4 separate regions of the Mus musculus genome follow, and all the other regions are linked to region 3. A link is a contact called in ENCODE POLR2A ChIA-PET data. All regions are on one chromosome and are shown on one strand. The core of a region is the stretch at or near the end of the contact, and the rest is flanking DNA. Distances in the headings are between cores, read along the strand shown. Region 1 holds the start of Jund (jun D proto-oncogene). Region 2 holds the start of Rpl18a (ribosomal protein L18A). Region 3 holds the start of 2010320M18Rik (RIKEN cDNA 2010320M18 gene). Region 4 holds the start of Lsm4 (LSM4 homolog, U6 small nuclear RNA and mRNA degradation associated).

Region 1 (4,245 bases), core at 127-2,626, 79 kb before region 3:
TCTTTGAGTTCGAGACTAACCTGGTCTACAGAGTGAGCTCCAGGACAGCCAGGGCTACACAGAGAAACCCTGTCTCGAAAAGCAACCAAAAATGTTCAGGTCTTACTATTTCTTTACATTTTCCATGCCACTACAAAATGCTCTCCTTGCCTGATAGGGAAAGTGAGTCTCAACAGAGGTAAAACTTAATTTGGTACGTAAACCTGTCCCCAGTCAGCTCAAACCACCGCCTCCAGAGCGCACGCCCGCCCATCCCCCACCCGCCAAGGCCAAGTCCCAAGGTCAGGGCGGAGCCTCGCGCGCTCCGCCAAGCTCCGTACGGCCCCGGGGAGAGGCAGGCCTGGCGCCGGGGGCTGGCTGGCGTTGGGCCAGCACTAGCTGGCTCAGTCGTTTGGCGGGGGGCGGGGGAGGGGGTGCTGGCTGGGATATGGCTCGCGAAGCGCAAACCCCACGTGTGTGGTGAGGGGAGAGTCCACTCTATCTTTCTGGATGGTCACTTGCCTACAAAAGGGGATAAAACCTGGGTGTGTGGCTCTCTGAGGCAACAACTGGTCAAGGCTCGGGCGGGGGTTTGGGGGGAGGGGGGAGAACCCTCTGAGGCCTCAATGGCCTGGGCGAAGGTCCTGAGGTGCAAAGGAGCTCCAATGGGGTACAGATTGGAGAGGAGTCACAGAGAAGGGATGAGACTCCTCTCTGGTCTTCTAAGGGTTGTGTTGAGTGTGCTGGGACTTGTTGCTCCCACCTCTTCCACCTCCGTTCCCAGCAAGCAGAAAAGCCTGCATCAGGCCTGGTGGCATACTGTACTAATTAAGAGGGTAATTACCAGTCCGGATTCTCATTTGCAGGCTCCACTCTGGGACCCACCTCAGGCTCTAGAAGAGTCAAGAGTAAAAACGTGTACTGCCATGGCTGTCCAGAGGCCTGGCACCCTAGTTCTGTCCTTGGGAGGACAAATGTGTGGTAAATGCCTGTCCTTACAGCACATAGAAGGCAGAAGGATCACTTCTCAAGTCTAGCCTGAGCTACAGAAAAATTCTGTCTCAAAACAAAGGCAAAAACAAAACAAAACAAAAAAAACCCCACAAGCTCACCCCAGAACTTCCATCAGCAGGAGCCCCAGGTCAACCTGGGTTACAGCTTTTGCATAGTGCCCTTTAACTCTAGCACTTAGCAGGTCCACATCTGTAAGTTCCCAGCCAGCCCCAGCTGGAAGGTGAGAGATCCTTGCTCAAAACACAAAGTAAAACTCAACAAACCCAAGACTCAAATCTCATGCTAAGATGAGGTGATGGGCACGTCTTTCACGTTGAGGCAGTGAAATCACCCTCAGTCTTGGTCAGCTAGGGTACAGGGTGTCCTAATAACTGAAACCGAAGCAAGGCACAATGGCATATATTAGTCATCCAGAAGCCTGAGGTGAGATTTTGGGGGGTTCGGGAGGTCATTCTGGGGTACAGAGTGAGATTCTGTTTCAAAACGTCCCAATCCAGGGCCATAGGGTAGGCTTAGAAAGTAAACGTGACTGCACCCAAGTCGGACAGCCAGAGTGCCACACCGGGGAGAACAGACTCCCAACTCTCCTCTGACCTTCCTGGACACACACACACACAAAGCACAGATACCTACACAGACAAACACAGATACACAACCACACAGACAAACACACCAGCATGTAAAATAAAAACCGAGATCTGTAGGCCGAGGTTAAGAGACTCAGGCCTGTTACTGCCACACTTGGGAATATGAAACAGGGGGACTGAAGTTAAGTTCATGAATAGCGGAGTCTAGAGGATGAGATCCTGTCTTGACCCAAAACAAAGATTAAAAAAATTTTTTTTCACCGAGATCAAGAAAAAAACCTACAACTGATGGCTACCCTGGCTGCAGTTGGACTCCACACATCCCATCCTCAGTTTCCCCAAGGAAAAGGCAGGAGGTCAGCTTTTAGGGCGTTCGACTCCACCCTGTGAAACTGACAAGGAGCTAAGTAGTTGTGGGGACTCTCCAAGGGACCCTCCTCTGCCTCCCCCTTCCTGCCCACACCTGCCAGCTCCCAGCCGGAGGAACCCTGGCCGGCGCCCGGCCCCCGAGGGGCGTGCCTTCGGTGGGCGTGACGCGGGGCGTGGCTTCACAGAGGGCCTGGGTTTATGAGGCTCCACACATCACGCCACAGAAGTGCCAGAGACAGGGGAGAGATAGACGCACAGATGAGGTCCAGTTTGAGAAACAGAGAGGCAAGATCTAGAGGGAAGTAAAGAGGGGAGGAAGAGAAAGGGAGGAGAGGCAAGAAACAGCAGGGTAGGGACAGAGCCTGCCCGGCAATCCAAGCTGGGCGTGGTGACCCGGCCAAACCGCGTTCAGCCCCACCCCCATGACGTCAACCCACAATGCAGCGCGTTGTTGTGCCATGTAGCGAGCGTCGCTCTTGGCAACAGCGGCCGCCACCAGGCGAGGGCGTCCCGCTCCCGCCCCTTTATGCAAATCAACGACGTCACCTCGCGCCAATGGCGAGCGGGGGCGGTGAGCTCATCGCGGGGGCCGAGGCTATAAGAGTGCGCGCGGGCGGCGCGGGGCAGAGCGGCCGGCATCGGAGCCGGTCTGTACGGGCAGCGGACTGGGGGGCATACGGGGCCCCCCGGGGAGGCCGCGGCCACTCCCCCCGCCCCGGGGCCGAGCGCGGCGGGGGAAGGTGGGGATGGAAACGCCCTTCTATGGCGAGGAGGCGCTGAGCGGCCTGGCTGCGGGTGCGTCGAGCGTCGCTGGTGCTACTGGGGCCCCCGGCGGTGGTGGCTTCGCGCCCCCGGGCCGCGCTTTCCCCGGGGCGCCCCCGACGAGCAGCATGCTGAAGAAAGACGCGCTGACGCTCAGCCTGGCGGAGCAGGGAGCGGCGGGATTGAAACCAGGGTCGGCCACTGCACCTTCTGCGCTGCGCCCCGACGGCGCCCCCGACGGGCTGCTGGCTTCGCCGGATCTTGGGCTGCTCAAACTCGCGTCGCCGGAGCTGGAGAGGCTGATCATCCAGTCCAACGGGCTGGTGACCACTACCCCGACCAGTACGCAGTTCCTCTACCCGAAGGTGGCAGCTAGCGAGGAGCAGGAGTTCGCCGAAGGCTTCGTCAAGGCGCTGGAGGACCTGCACAAGCAAAGCCAGCTGGGTGCGGCCACCGCGGCCACCTCAGGGGCTCCCGCGCCTCCCGCGCCCGCCGACCTGGCCGCCACCCCCGGGGCCACGGAGACCCCGGTCTACGCCAACCTGAGCAGTTTCGCGGGTGGCGCCGGGCCCCCTGGGGGCGCGGCCACCGTGGCTTTCGCCGCGGAGCCAGTGCCCTTCCCGCCGCCCCCGGGCGCGCTGGGGCCGCCGCCACCTCCGCATCCACCGCGCCTGGCCGCGCTCAAGGACGAGCCGCAGACCGTGCCGGACGTGCCGAGCTTCGGCGACAGCCCTCCGCTGTCGCCCATCGACATGGACACGCAAGAACGCATCAAGGCGGAGCGCAAGAGGCTGCGCAACCGCATCGCCGCCTCCAAATGCCGCAAGCGCAAGCTGGAGCGTATCTCGCGCCTGGAGGAGAAAGTCAAGACCCTCAAAAGCCAGAACACCGAGCTGGCGTCCACCGCCAGCCTGCTGCGCGAGCAGGTGGCGCAGCTCAAACAGAAAGTCCTCAGCCACGTCAACAGCGGCTGCCAGCTGCTGCCCCAGCACCAGGTCCCGGCGTACTGAGCCCGAGCGCGGGGCGCATGCGCGGACTAGCTGCGGTGGGGGGGCGCCCCGGACTCTTTCGAGACTCGGTGCCCCCGGACTCGACAAGCCGGACCCCCCTTAACTCTGGATGGGGAACCCGAGCGCACGACCCCCGCCCTCGCGCCGCCTCTCTACCCCCAGTCCTGCGCGTGGCTGCCCCTTTGTACCTCCGAGTAGGGGCTCTAAGGGGCGCGCAGCCTCACGCTCTGCCTTTCCTTTTTTTTTTGCCTTTTGGAAGAGAGAACGGGAGTGTCCGATTCCGCCCTATTTATGTTTCTACTCGGGAACAAACGTTGGTTGCGTGTTGAGTGTGTGTTTCCTTGTGTTGGTTTTTTAAAGAAACGGGAAGAAGAAAAAAAAAACCCTCTCCCCTCCCCCCCCCCCCGCTCTCTCTCCTCCCGACACCATCCCCTCTCTTTTTGTTTGGTTTTGTTTTGCTACGAGTCCACATTCCTGTTCCGTAATCCTTGGTTCGCCGGTTTTGTGTTTTCAGTAAAGTCTTC
Region 2 (4,505 bases), core at 1,548-4,047, 120 kb after region 3:
GGGTCACCCATTCCTTTGATGTGGGACCAATGGACTTAATGGGAAAAAGAATCATCTATAGACCAGATGCCCTCTTATGGCTTTCACATGTTATCTTCTAAGTGCCATTCACACATTGCTATCCCTGAAAGTACTCTGGGCCATGTGTAGACATGGAAATGTCTACAAGGGGCCAGAGGCAAGTCCCTCAGAGGTAGCAATTGTAGGCAACTGCAGTAGGTTCCTCCCTGTGACAGAACAGTCCCAGGAAGCTTCAGGCCTGTGCCCTTTCAAGATTGGGCACCATGATGATGCCGTGCTGGCTGCACCCAACAAAAGGAACCCCCATGTTTCCTCCATCATTCACCAAAGCGTAACCCTGTCCCCATCTAAAGCTTGCAAGCTCACTGTGGGGCTTGGCTGGCCTCATTTCCACCTAGCTGAAGCTTAGAGCCAGCAGGATAAAAAGCTCAACCAGGTCCCCAGGCTTGGATTATAGTCATGTCTGGAATTCTTAGGCCTGAGACAGCAGCACCCTGGAGTCCAGAAACAGACTGCTACCCCTCAGTGTCACAGGCAGGGCTCAGGCTATGTCCTAGACAAATCGTAGTGGGGCTGAAGCTAATCTAAGGGGATACACACCTATGGAAAGATGCCACTGAGCAAGGCTGACAGGCAGGTGAGCAGGGCTAGCATGTTGTTAGGGACGGGACCAACTGGGACCTCTCCAGGGACATAGAAGCAAACAAGCAAGGACAGTCTCAAGTTTTTATTCAGTGGGTCTCTGTGTCTAGAAGAAGGTGTTGGGCCTCTTGGTGGTGAAGCGTGGCTTGTGCTGGCGCCGCAACACACGGTGGGGCAGTGGGAATTTGATCTTGGAGTCCTGTGGGGAGGGAAGCAATCAGTGTCCAGAGACTGTCCGTGTGCAACCACCCCCTGCAGCCCTGCGTCAGCCCCACACTCGGGGTCACTCACGTGGAACTGCTTGACAGCTGGCCGGCGGCACTTGCCAGCTGCAATCTCTTCCACCTTCATGATCTGGATGGAGTGGGCACGGGCACGGTGTCGGGCACCCATGTCTCGGTCTGTGGAAAGAAAAGAAAATCAGCCCCAGCCACCCAGAATGCCCCCACATTCTGTAGAGCCTACTGATTCACTCTGGGGGGCACTGCACAGCCCCCCAAAGGCGACGAAGCCCCTTTGCTGTGTGCACCACTATTTAAACAGCCGCTACAGGCAGCGACAGTTCTTGGGTTGGGTGCCAGAAATTGGCAGAGGGTTGGAGACTCACAGCACTGTGTGACTGCACCAGCAGTGGTCAGGTCCCTGTACTCCCGATACATGTTGTGTGTGCCACTGCGGGAGTCATAGCGCAGCCAGATGCCAAAGTTCTTCACACGCAGGGGTGACTTCTCAAACACCTGTGGGGAGTAGGGAGGACATGAGGAGTGCTGCCCTGGCTCTGATGGTACCCAGCGACCGGCATCCTGTGGGGCCCCAGACCTCACCTGTCCGCAGTACACAATTTCCCCGGATGACTTCTTCATCTTCTTCAGCTGTGACACAAAGTACCAGAAGCGGGACTTGGCCACCACATGGTTGGGTGCAAAGATTCGCATACGGTACAGTGGTGGTGTGTGGCATTTTGGGGTTGGCAAGCAGCGCCCCACCACCTTGTACTCCCGAAGCTGAAAGACATGTCAGGAGAGAAAGTTGTCTATGTGGGGGAGGGGTGTGGAGGCAGAGCCGGCCTGAGATTCAGTCCTCCCACAGGCAGGGGTGTCCAAAGTGGGCTCATACACTCGAGCCCAGTGTGAGGCAAGTCAGAAGGCTTGTGCTCCGCTACGAAGCTGCCTCAGGGTCTACATGTGGCAGGCTGCTCTGCTCTCCCTGAAACTCCAGGCCAAGATGGCAAAGGTGGCTCACGTCTTTAATCCCAGAGCAGGAAAAAGGCCATTTGTTCTACAGAGAAACTGTCTCTGGATTGGGACTAATTGACGATTCCAGACTAGCTTTTCACCAAGAGTCCGAAGGATTGTGTCCAACACACCGGGGCCAGTATGAGATCCGGCACCCTAGGCTACCGTCAGCCAGCCTTTAGAACTAGCTAAGGATGATTCTAGCGACGCTCTGCTTCGATTTCAAGTGCCGAGATAAGTGGCAGCAGGCTCGGTGTAGCCAGCGCTGGGGACAGGCCGCAAGCTTACCAAATGCTCTCTAAACCTAAGGCGGGCCGCGTGTCCACTCCAGTCTAAATAGACCAGGTTAGCTTTAAACCTCATAAGAGACTAAAACAAGCCAGCCGGGCGTGGTGTCACACGCCTTTAATCCCAGCACTCAGGAGGCAGAGGCAGGCGGATTTCTGAGTTCGAGGCCAGCTTGGTCTACAGAGTGAGTTCCAGGACAGCCAGGGCTACAGAGAAAACCCTGTCTCGAAGGAAAAAAAGACTAAAAGAACCACGGGGCTAGATTTGGCAACGAAAAGGAGTGTAACGCTGATATACACGAAAAGGCGGAGGGCCTTCCGGTGCACCCCGATCTAACCCGCTCCGTCCTCGGCCGCCCAGCACGCGGCGGCCGCCATGTTGGCCGCAAGGAGGCTGTGGGCGAGGAGAGCTGCCCGTAACCGCTGAGGGACCCTCGCGACGAACGCACCACCACCCCGGAGGACACAGCCAACCCGAGCGGCCCTGCCGCCAACGCCGCACCTTTTGCCCCGCCGCGGCCTCCTTACCGTGCCCGAGGCCTTCATGGCACTGCGCACTCGTTCACCGCCAGTCACAAAAGGAAGTGTTGTCTTTCGCGCAGGCTCTCACCATGGTCTCTGACGGAAGTCCCGCCCTCCTGATGCGGTGCTTCCATTGGGTACAGCTAGTAGCGGTCTAAGTTCTTGGCTTTTTTATTGGGTACCGATCAGCTACGTATAAGTCCCGCCTCTCTTCACGGAGACTACAGTTCCCAGAGAGCAGCGCGACGGGCCTTTGCAAGTTTCTCCCGGGACGCCCCATCGTCGTGCGCGAGGGATCCTGGGAGTCTACGCGTAATCGTGGTTCCTAGTTAGATTCCGGATTTTTAGTTCTCTCTGTCTCTCTCTTTTTTCATCTTTTTCTTCCCACTTTCTACATCATCCTTCTGTGTATCTACCCATCTATGACCCATCATCCATCTTTTTTATTTGCTTGCACCACCTTCGTGTCTGGTGCCTCGGAGGCCCGCAGAGGGCGTCAGTTCCTCAGTGCTGGAGTTAAAAGTTGTGAGGTGAATGCTGGGAATCGATCCCTGTATGTGCTCTTAGCTACTGCTGTTCTCTCTCCAGCCCCATCTATCTTTTTCTCTGTCATTAGTTTGGTTTGTTTGTTTGTTTTTTACTGTTTATTGAGATAATGTAGCCCAAACTAGCCTGTAACTCACTGTAATTCTCCTGCCTCTTCCTAGTTCTTGGGATGCTGGAGTGTGCCACCTGCCAGCCCACGTAACTATTTTCTTTATAGAATTGTATCAGAGCTGTGTCACTCTGTCTTAACTTTGTCATTTTCCTGGCCAGGTCCTGTACCTGAAGGCGACAATATCCGCCGTGTGTTTCCGCTAATGGCCACTAGGTGGCGAGCGCGTTTTTTGGCTCAGCCGCAACGCAATGCAATGCTGGGATGTGTGCTTCTAGGTCCCCCATTTCCATTGTGCTCAGGCGCATTCAAGTGTGATCCCTCAGTTTCCCCAGCCGCATTAACACTCCCCGTCCCATAAGATAGTTGTAAGATTTAGAAATTGGGCGTGGTGTTGCATGCCTGAGGTCTTACAAATGGGAGAGTGAGCCAGGAGGCTCAGGAAAGATGGCCTTGGCTACACAGAAAGATCTCATCTTACAGCCTTCCCACCCCAAAATAAACAGCTTAATAACATGTCGGTGTGCAATGGGCAGGCTAGGACACAGTCCACCTCTGCTGGAACACATTGCTCCAACCTGTGTTCTGGAGGCTGCTGAAGTGGGGTAGATACATTCTGTAAGATGCAGGACAGATGCTGGGGTGCAAGCTGTGCCCTGAGAGGGCACAGGGAAAGGAATGGAGAAACAGCTGTGTGAGGAAAAAGTTGGTATCCACAGGCCCAGCCTTAACCTTGGTCTGGGCTTTGATGTAAATTCAGAGTTTACAAGACCCTCAGCTGGGTGAACAGGACAGGTGCTGGCGGTTCAGTTTCACTTCCTGCTTTGCAGATGCCCCCCTTGGCCTCTCCTGAGTGGCGACAGGCTCTAGCCTTAACAGACCTCCTCTCCAAATGGCTCCTCTCCTAGGGGCTATGAAGAATCCCAGCAGGGCCACCTGTTGGTAAGACCTCAGGTTTCTGTCACAACAGCCCTGTCACCACAGGCTAGTGAGTATTCTGGACTTTGAGGTCCACTGACTGGCTTGTCCCCTGTGCCTTTGTTCTTCTGCAGTACACCTGTTAATCTGGGATCTCAGGCCACCTGCTTTTATCCCTCAGTCCCTAGGCAGAGATGTCCCTGCCTTAGTAACTTCAGTCCTGTG
Region 3 (4,540 bases), core at 401-2,900:
GGTCAAGCTGGGATAGGTGGATCACTCCTTCATTAGCTGGGCTGTGGGTGCCCAGGCTTACTGGCTCTTCAAGATGTGCCTGACACCAGACGAAGGGACCCAGACCACAGGCTGCTACCATGCTCAGCCGGGAACACCAGCCTAAAGGACATGGACAAGGCGGAGTGAGCCAGGACAGAATCCCCCAGTGACCTTGGGGCTGGCCCCTGTCCCACTACTGATTAGTCTCCCCATCCGAGAGGCCACACTGACAGCCTTTCTTCGGGGTGCTGGGAGCTGAATGCTTTGCTGTCCCCACTAGGGTTGTGGGAACTGAAGTTCAGAGCTCTCTGAAGAACCCCACTCATCAGGAGGAAGCCAACCACAGATGCACCCAAGTTCAAGGCAGGAACAAAGACAGTGACCACATGGCCAGTTAGACTTGGGGTTATTGGGGAACCCCAAGAAGGGGTTGAACACCTGAGCAGTGGACATGGCCTATCAAGAGCTGTGGCCTGGGTGGGCATCCAAGGAAACAGAAGCCTTGGTTCCTGCAGGGGAGGTTGAGACAGGGTGCAGGGGTGTCCCCAGCTTGCCTTAGCCTGGGGCTCTCTGGTGATGCAAGAGAGGGGAGGTGTCAAGAAGAACCATGGTCACCTTAGTGCCACAGTAGGATGGGGACAGGAGCTGGACACCCCACATTGGGTCCTAGCCTGGGTCCCCATTCCAGCCTGCAGTTGGGTCTTCTGTGCATCCTCCTGGGGGAGCAAGGCTGACAGGTCCTCGTATAGGGACAGGGCAATGCATAGACAGACCGGTTCCTGCAAAGGCCCGATGGTGGAAGACGCCTGTCTAGGATGCAGAGGCTTTCAGAAAGAAGCCATGAAAAAGGCGTTTAGCGTGCCAAGGGGAGGGTCTGGGCTTCATCCCCAGATCTCGGGGACCCGGTGCAGGTGTCCTAGAGGGACTTAAGGCTTTGTGGTCCAGGGTATCCGGTGTGACTCACTGTCCGGCCTCTTGTGGCCTGCATGTTATAGGTAGGGAAACTGAGGGTCGGAGAGGCCTCTCCTAAGAAAGCCACCCGTCTGCCCGCCCCCGTGCCGAGCACGTCTGCACACCATGGGGGGAGGGTATCGCGGAACCCCCAATGCAAAAGGAGGGGCCTACGATGCACGCATAGTCTGTGTGCTCACACAGACGGGCCCCTAGACCCTCGTGCACCCCGAAGACCCCTGGACGACGGAAGTGGCCGGATCCGGGGTCGTGTCCCGCTCTCCGCCCCGTTGCGGGCGGGGACCTCCCGGCCTTAGAGACCCTGTCTCTACCCCGCAGGCTGCACAGCCCCACGCTCAGCTCGGAGCCCGGTTTTGTGCGGCTCCTTCTCTCCTCGGGTCCTCCCCACCACCATCGACTCACCCACTCCGGCCGCCGTCGCCACCACCACGACCGCCGCCGCCGTCGCCGCAGCCGCGGGATCCCTGCGTCAGCCACCGTCGCCGCGGTTCCAAGCCTTCGGGCCCGCCCCCAGGCGGAAATAGCCGAGCGCACTCGGGTCGGGAGGGCGGGCCTTTCCCCCCACACGAGGCGGAGCCCGAAGACCGAGGCACGCGGGCAAGCCTCCGGAAGCTGCCGAGTGTGCTCCCGCGGGAATGGGAGGCTGGGCTTTGCCACGAGACAGCCGAGGCTGGTCGGAGACAGCCGAGCACGGCCGTCGGAGGCTCACGAAAACACTAGAAAGCGGAAGGGTCGGGAACGCATTCGGTCCGAAGCTGGGCTCGGTGGACTTGGGACTCTGAGATACCCGAGCCATTCCGGAAGCAGCAGAACGTGCCATAACAGGGGTTTGTTTGTGTTTTTTACGAAGTCGTGAACCTGCCAGACCGCGGAATGTGTCTGGGAGGAACCGAACGACCTCAACTCCAGGCCTTGGGAGTTGACTCGGAGGCCGCCGATAGCTTCCGGAAATTGCCGAAGGTCCACTGGACGAGCTCGGCAGCTGTACCCTCAATGGAGAGCCGCTGGTGGAAGGAATGGAAGGCGAAGGCACTGCCATGACAACCCTAGGCGTCCGGAAACAGCCGAAGTGTCTCCGGCCCAACACGCGCGAGAATGCGGCTTATCAGCGTCCGGAAGCGAGATTGTTTCCGGAAATACGGACAGACTCTGGCGAGACGGAGAGAACCAGAAGTTGCCGAGCTTGTTCGGCTGATTTCCGAGGGATTCATTTATCTATTTTAGCTCACCGCAAAGACTAGGGTAGAAAATTGGGACGGAGGGGTTGCAGCGAGAGTTCGGCAGTTAAGCATGCTCACTGCTCTTGCACAGGATCCAGGTTCAGTAAATTACAGCCGCGTATAACCCGACTGGAATTAAAAGCAAGAGCTATGACGCCCAGCGTTTTGGATTTTTCCTTTTTAAGATTTTGTGTTTTTCTTCATGTTCAACTGTGCGCCTTGTGAGTACCTGGTGTCTGTGGAAGTTAGAAGAGACATCGGATGCTCTAGAACTTGAGTTACGGCTGTGAGCTGCCATGTAGGTGCTGGGAATACAACCTGGGTCCTCTAGAAGAGCAGCCAGTGCTTTTAATCATTGATTCCTTTGGCTTTATTATTTGAAACAGGGTCTTGTTATTAGCCCAGGCTGTATCTGAACTCATGATCCTTCTGCTTCGTGCCTCCCCACGCCCCCACCTCCAAGTGTTAGGATTACATGTGTATACAGCCATGCCTGGAAACACTTCATTTTAGAGATGAGATTTTGCCCTATTGCCCTAGCCAGGATCCCAGCCTGCTAGGTAGCTGGGATGCAGGCTGGCTTGGATTAAGTGTTTAACCAAACCCCTATACAGCCAACAAAACTCACTTAGATGATATCGAGCCATCAGTTTTTCCCTACCCCCAGCCACTCACAAATGCACACACCAGTATCAGATGTCTTCATGGGACTTTATTTGATGCCAGCTCCAAGATGGGTAGAGGGCTACTCATGCACAGCCTTGGTCTCCCTTCCAGCAGAAGGTACTGGCTGCGAGTCAGGGAGGTGCAGAGGGTTTGAGTGCCTGCGAATTCCCCTCGTGGAGTGTGTAGAGCTGCACCACTGGCAACCTACTACATGGCTGCTAGATCACACAGCATGGGAGTCTGGGCTCCCCCATGGCCATGCTCACAGTAGGGCTAGGAGAGCCTGTCCTGGGCTGCCACTCTTACTGGACCATTGTGGGACATGCCTCTGGCCTTAGGAACCTCAGCTTCTTGGATCACACAAAGCTGGGGGGAATTCAGGTGTGCTCAGTGCACATGAAGTGTGCAAGTCACTGGGGTTAGTCCTGTAAAGAGGCACAGAATGGGAAAGACACTCCTCTAGAATTACACAGCATAGCTGGGGTCCACACTCGGTCCTCTGGCACTCACCATGCTGGGCCTCGTGCACATGGGCATAGACTTTGTGGTGCAGGGGTTGGTGGTCAGGCATGGTCCTCACTTGGGACAAGTGCTTTGTCCCACCCTGCAGTGGACACCTTCCCCACCTTGATGGCCCTTAGGTCTGTCAGTTACTTCCTGCAAGGTATATGGGCTATTCTGCCTCAAACCAGAGCATTCCTCATCCCCCAAGTCCTTTGTTCCCATACTTCCCCTAAACTGAAGCATGCAGGATCACAGGCAGAGTGGAGTAAGGACAGTCTGAGGAGAGCTATTCAGACACAGAAGGTAGTCTTCAGAGTATAGCCTGCCACAGAATTGGTGATCCGCCTGCTTTAGGGTGCAGCTTCCAAATTCTGTCAAAACTCAGTAGGGACCAGCTTTTGTGTGCCTTCAAGTGGGTCTTGGGTTGGGAATGGGATGGACATACACATACACACACACACACACACACACACACACACACACACACACACACACACACACACACGGAAAGGACAAACTAGAAAACACAGAAGTTGCCCAAAGTGCTTTGCCTTGACCCAGAGAACAGGGTCTGTAGGCTGTGCTCCAGGGGCCAAGGACAAGACAGCCGAGTCCACCAGGCGGGCCAGCCTGGCTATTGCTTATAAAAAGTAATAAATTAGTCGCGAGGGCTTGCTATTTACAAGTCACTGGCACCCCCATCCCAGCCCTTCCTGGGAAGGGGGCACCCTCGGCCGAGTCCCAGGCTGATAGCTGCACCCCATCTAGGTGTGACTTGGTGAAGATGATAGCTGCATAAGGAACTGCAGCCAGAGGTGGTCAGTCTTTCCTGGCATGTCCTGGGGTTCCAGGTGTGGCCTCTGCACCCTGCACAGCGATCTTCGGCACCCCGCGAGGCGGCCCAGGCTCCTCATCGAAGCTCACCTCCTGCACTGCCTCCTGCTTCTTGAAGGAATCCCGACGCTCTGATAGATGCAGCCTCCTCATGACGACCAGCTCAGCCTCGGCCCCCCGGGCGCGCCGGCCTCCATCCCCATCCAGCCTCTCACTGGTGCCTAGGCCCAGCTTGTCGGCTGACTGGCCCCTACGCAGCCTAGGAGACCGGGCGGGTATGGGGATGTGCCCCGGAAGGGGGGATGGTGAGCGTGGCGGGGGCG
Region 4 (4,017 bases), core at 1,013-3,512, 100 kb before region 3:
GCAGCAGCCGCCCAGGCCACACTTGGAAGCTCAGCACTGGTGCTGTATCACTTGCTGGGAGCTGTAGGCACACAGAATAGAGGTATGCAGCCTGTTTATTGAGGCTGCTGCTGCTGTGGGCCTCTCCCCTGGCCATCGTGTACACAGGCCCATTTGGCCAGTCAGAAAAGGCTCCTCTGATGGTGGCTGGAGTGCAGGAAGCCAGGTCGGAGGGATGTTTCTCCACTGTGGCAATGGCTTTATTTAATGTAGGGAGCTTTGACCCTTCACCTAGGTGACTTAAGTGACTTGTCACTGAGCAGTAGCACCTCAGGTTTCAAGGCTCCCGCCCCCGCCCCCACTCTGTGTGCAGAAGCATGGGCTAGCCAAGCCTCCCTTGAGGGCTGACGGCAACTTTGCTGGAACTCACCCAGTCTTGCTGCAGGGGTCCAAGTTCCCCGTCATGGGCTGCTTCTTCCCTAGGTATCTCAGATCCTCACATCACAAACCCTTTGGTCCCCATCTCAGAGCTGGATTCTGGGGTGACAGATACTCTCTAATCTTAGACATGAGGTCAGCAGACCCATTGACATATTTCTCTTTTCCTTATTAGTGACAGAGTAAAGTAGACCCGGCTGTTGTTGAACTGTCCATGAAGTGGAGGATGGTCTTGAACCTGTGCTTCTCCAGCAGTGCCTCCACAGTGCTGAGATAGTGCCCATTCTGCTCAGGCGCTGCTCCTCAGCACTTACTGCTTTACTTTATTGTTAGCGGTGGGGGTGGGGGCGGGAGCTCAGGGCTTCTATCCCTCCCGCTGAGCTGCAGTCTTAGTGCGGGAGTCTCACTCCATCACTTAGAAGAGCCCTGGGGAGTGTGCCAAGGGAGTCTCCCGGGTCAGAGGATCCCAACAAGTGAACTCATCGCTAACATTCTGTACCAGGGCCTTTCAGCAGCTTGGTCAAACAGCTGTCCTGCTTGGGACAGCTCAGGGTGGAGCTCTGATTCCATAACCAGTAGCCAAAGAAAATAAAAATAAATAGAAGGGCTAGGAGATGGCTCCATGGGTAAAAATGCTTCCTGATGAGAAGGCTAGGCTGACTTCATGACAAGCTTCAAACTGGCAGTTAAGGAGAGGTGGCCTAAATCTGTTTCCAAGAACTGGCCAATTCCAGACAAGTCCAGGCCTCAGAAGCTGCCCCACCACCTGGCCTGAGGCAAGGACAATGGGTAAGCAACAGTTTCCAGACCTCCCCAGTAAGTTTCCAGCCCCCGCAGCCCTGCCATGGAACGTCCATAGAGATGGACCTCACAGATTAACATAGAGGTCACCTGCCCCGGAATTTCCTAATGTGCTTTAAATCAAACCTCCAAGTTAACATGGGTGTCTATTTTGGTAATTCGAGACTCCAGCATGCTCAACTTCTGCATAATAAGACACTCTTTGAGTTTTCATACTATTTGAGTCCGGAATATCATTCTTTGGCACCCCTACTGGGCAAGCATGAGAACCTGAATTTGTAGCTCAAGAAGACACATTAAACCATGGTGGTGCACACCTGCAATCCCAGCACTCACTAGGATCTCTGGAAGGTCGATACCAGCCTGGTCTACATTGTGTGTTCAAGGCCAGCTAGGGATGTACAGAGAAACACTATGTTCCTCCCAAAATGATAATGATTTTTTTTAAAGCAAGGATTAAAGCTTGATGGCCCACAGTGGCCATCCAGCAGTGGAGAAGCCGAGTCGGGGTCTAATGCAAGTTCATGATCGGCTAGCTTCAGCTGCCACAGAAGCCCATCTCAAAACAGGAAAATCCCAGAGATTTGTTTTCACTTCCTGTCGCCAGGGAACGCCAGACCTGCCGTTCGTGTTCAAAGATTCTATTTGAGTTGGTAAAGACAAAGAGATCCATAAGGGCAAGAATGGAAGGCTAGAGCTGGGCAGTGGTGGCGCACGCCTTTAATCCCAGCACTTGGTGGGCAGAGGCAGGCGGATTTCTGAGTTCGAGGCCAGCCTGGTCTAGAGTGAGTTCCAGGAACAGCCAGAGCTACACAGAGAAGCAATGTCTCGAAAACAAAACAAAACAAAACAAAGAATGAAAGGCTAGGAGCGCAAAATAGGCACCGCGCGACTCGCATGCATTAGCCAGCTTCGCCCACAGTGTGGCGCCGAATTAGGCGCCGAACCAGATCCAGGAGAGCACCTCTGCGCAGGCGCCCTTTCCCAACATACACCCCGTAGTGGGCGTAACTTGTGCTGCGGCCTTTTGCGTCGTTCTAGTGTCGCACTTTACGGCTACCTCTCAATCCCACCGTAGAAATACGGTGAGGCCGTCCGTCTTGTTCCGTAGGTACCGCCCTAGCCCGTCCCGATTGGATAGATGTCCGTTGAGCTGCTCGCTGATTGGTCATAGTTTCTGCCAGTCTTTTTCAGTCTGGGGCGCGCGGTGGGCCGCCGGTGGGAGCGCGTGTGTCTGTGCCGCGGCGGAAGTTATCGCTGCAGGGAAGATGGTGAGGGCCGCGAGGCGGAGGGGCGCGCGCAGGGTCTTCGGGCTGCTGAGAGATGGGGGAAACTGAGGCCGGAGTGACCGGTGTCCCTCCAGGGCCCCAGACGGTCACCGTTGGGGATTTATCTCTTGATGGACACGGTTTTTGCGACCGGAAGAGGGACTATGATCGTTTCCGGGGCTTGTCACCGTCATTGATAGGAAAGCTGCGTTTCCGGGAAATGGGCGGGCTTAATGGCTCACGTGGGCTTCGTTGCCCTCTTGATGCTTATCTGGTGTCTGACCTCAGCTGCCCACGCCTTTGGCTGGAAATCCAGCTCAGAGAGCGGGTTGATTCTCTCCCTGGGACACACAGCATGTCTTGCTCAGGAAGAAAGGATTTTTTTTTTCTCCTAGTTTAGGCTCAGGCCTCCTCAGTTTGGGGACTCTTAGACCTGGCATAAACAAGTAAAGGAGGCCAGGTTTCCCCCTGCTCTGTCGAGGGGCGCGTTGGCCTAAGTGAGGAGAGCCACATATTCCCATCTCCCCAGTTCTTGATGGTAGGATATTTGGTTTGTTTTTTGGTTAGGCTTTCTGATCTGAACTGACATAATCCAGGCTAACCTCAAACTCCTGATCCTCTTGCTTCAGTCACTGGAGTATGGAAAGGACACGTGTATACTCCACATTTGAGTCAGGATGTGAGGCAGGGTCTCATATAGCCCAGGCTGCCTTTGAACTCCATTTGTATACATGCATCACTGTGAACTCCTGACCCTGCCTTTACTCCAGAATGACCCTGGGTTTTGTGGTGCAGGAACTCTAGGCCTAACACATGCTAGGTAAGCACTCCCCACTGGGTGTACCCTGAGCCTTCCTGAAGGGATGGCCAGGTGCGTCCAGGACTGGACACCCACCTCATGCAGGTGCGCACAGACACTCCCATATCTCTGCGGTCAGGCTGGTACAGGAGTGTCCCAGCTGAACATTCCTGAACTCAGAGCCCTAGACTTGGTTCTTTAGCTATCTCATCTACACACTGGATCCCAGAGAGTCTGGATGATGGCTGAGAAGGAATTTCCCTTCCTGGAACTGGCTCCTCTAATGGGAGGTGCTGGGACTGGATTCCAGAACGGGTGGCTATAACACCTGCAGCTGCTCTGTGTAAAGCTATGTCTCCTCCACTCAAAAGCCTGTGACTATCCCAGCTCCAGCCTCCCTGTCTGCCCTGGCCCATTTCACTCTGAGCTTTTTCTTCCTTCATTTTGGGGAGACATTCCTAATTACTTCTTTCATTCCTCTCTCCCACTGCACACACAGTAGGGGAGTGGGGGGTTGTGGTGGCCTGTCCCTACACCACACTTTTCTTACCTGTGGCACTGGACAGGATGCACCTGTGCTGGGTGTCCCCACCCCTGCGTGTTCAGCAAGTGTTTACTGCTCCTCCCTGCTGCAGCAGAGCCCACGCCCACACTGACCTTGTGTCTAGCCAGGGAGACTGATGCTAATCACCCATAATTAGAGAGCGGCTTCAGCTGCTGAGCTGGAAACAG

What was found. ChIA-PET counts read pairs that join two places held with the same protein, here RNA polymerase II (POLR2A).
Region 1: POLR2A ChIA-PET joins it to region 3 with 40 read pairs in Patski. The contact joins the promoter of Jund here to the promoter of 2010320M18Rik in region 3. POLR2A ChIA-PET finds 5 or more read pairs at or near these places in 4 of 5 experiments (Patski and embryonic stem cell).
Region 2: POLR2A ChIA-PET joins it to region 3 with 16 read pairs in embryonic stem cell. The contact joins the promoter of Rpl18a here to the promoter of 2010320M18Rik in region 3. POLR2A ChIA-PET finds 5 or more read pairs at or near these places in 4 of 5 experiments (Patski and embryonic stem cell).
Region 4: POLR2A ChIA-PET joins it to region 3 with 18 read pairs in embryonic stem cell. The contact joins the promoter of Lsm4 here to the promoter of 2010320M18Rik in region 3. POLR2A ChIA-PET finds 5 or more read pairs at or near these places in 3 of 5 experiments (Patski and embryonic stem cell).

What each region holds. Positions count from the first base shown.
Region 1 is chr8:70,696,363-70,700,607 of GRCm38, forward strand. Jund (jun D proto-oncogene) reads left to right here and starts at 1,377. Exons shown (of 1, transcript NM_010592.5): 1 at 1,377-4,245. The coding sequence starts at 2,696. The coding sequence ends at 3,721.
Region 2 is chr8:70,894,646-70,899,150 of GRCm38, forward strand. Rpl18a (ribosomal protein L18A) reads right to left here and starts at 2,798. Exons shown (of 5, transcript NM_029751.4): 1 at 2,714-2,798; 2 at 1,488-1,667; 3 at 1,271-1,400; 4 at 955-1,064; 5 at 77-862. The coding sequence starts at 2,731. The coding sequence ends at 770. Mir7067 (microRNA 7067) reads right to left here and starts at 925; the gene lies at 863-925. Snora68 (small nucleolar RNA, H/ACA box 68) reads right to left here and starts at 1,211; the gene lies at 1,114-1,211.
Region 3 is chr8:70,775,212-70,779,751 of GRCm38, forward strand. It overlaps 2010320M18Rik (RIKEN cDNA 2010320M18 gene), which reads left to right and starts at 1,651. Exons shown (of 1, transcript NR_029440.1): 1 at 1,651-2,395. Pik3r2 (phosphoinositide-3-kinase regulatory subunit 2) reads right to left here and starts at 1,501. Exons shown (of 16, transcript NM_008841.3): 1 at 1,396-1,501; 2 at 1-141. Mast3 (microtubule associated serine/threonine kinase 3) reads right to left here. Exons shown (of 26, transcript NM_199308.2): 26 at 2,906-4,540. The coding sequence ends at 4,203.
Region 4 is chr8:70,670,969-70,674,985 of GRCm38, forward strand. It overlaps Lsm4 (LSM4 homolog, U6 small nuclear RNA and mRNA degradation associated), which reads left to right and starts at 2,263. Exons shown (of 5, transcript NM_015816.4): 1 at 2,263-2,489. The coding sequence starts at 2,487.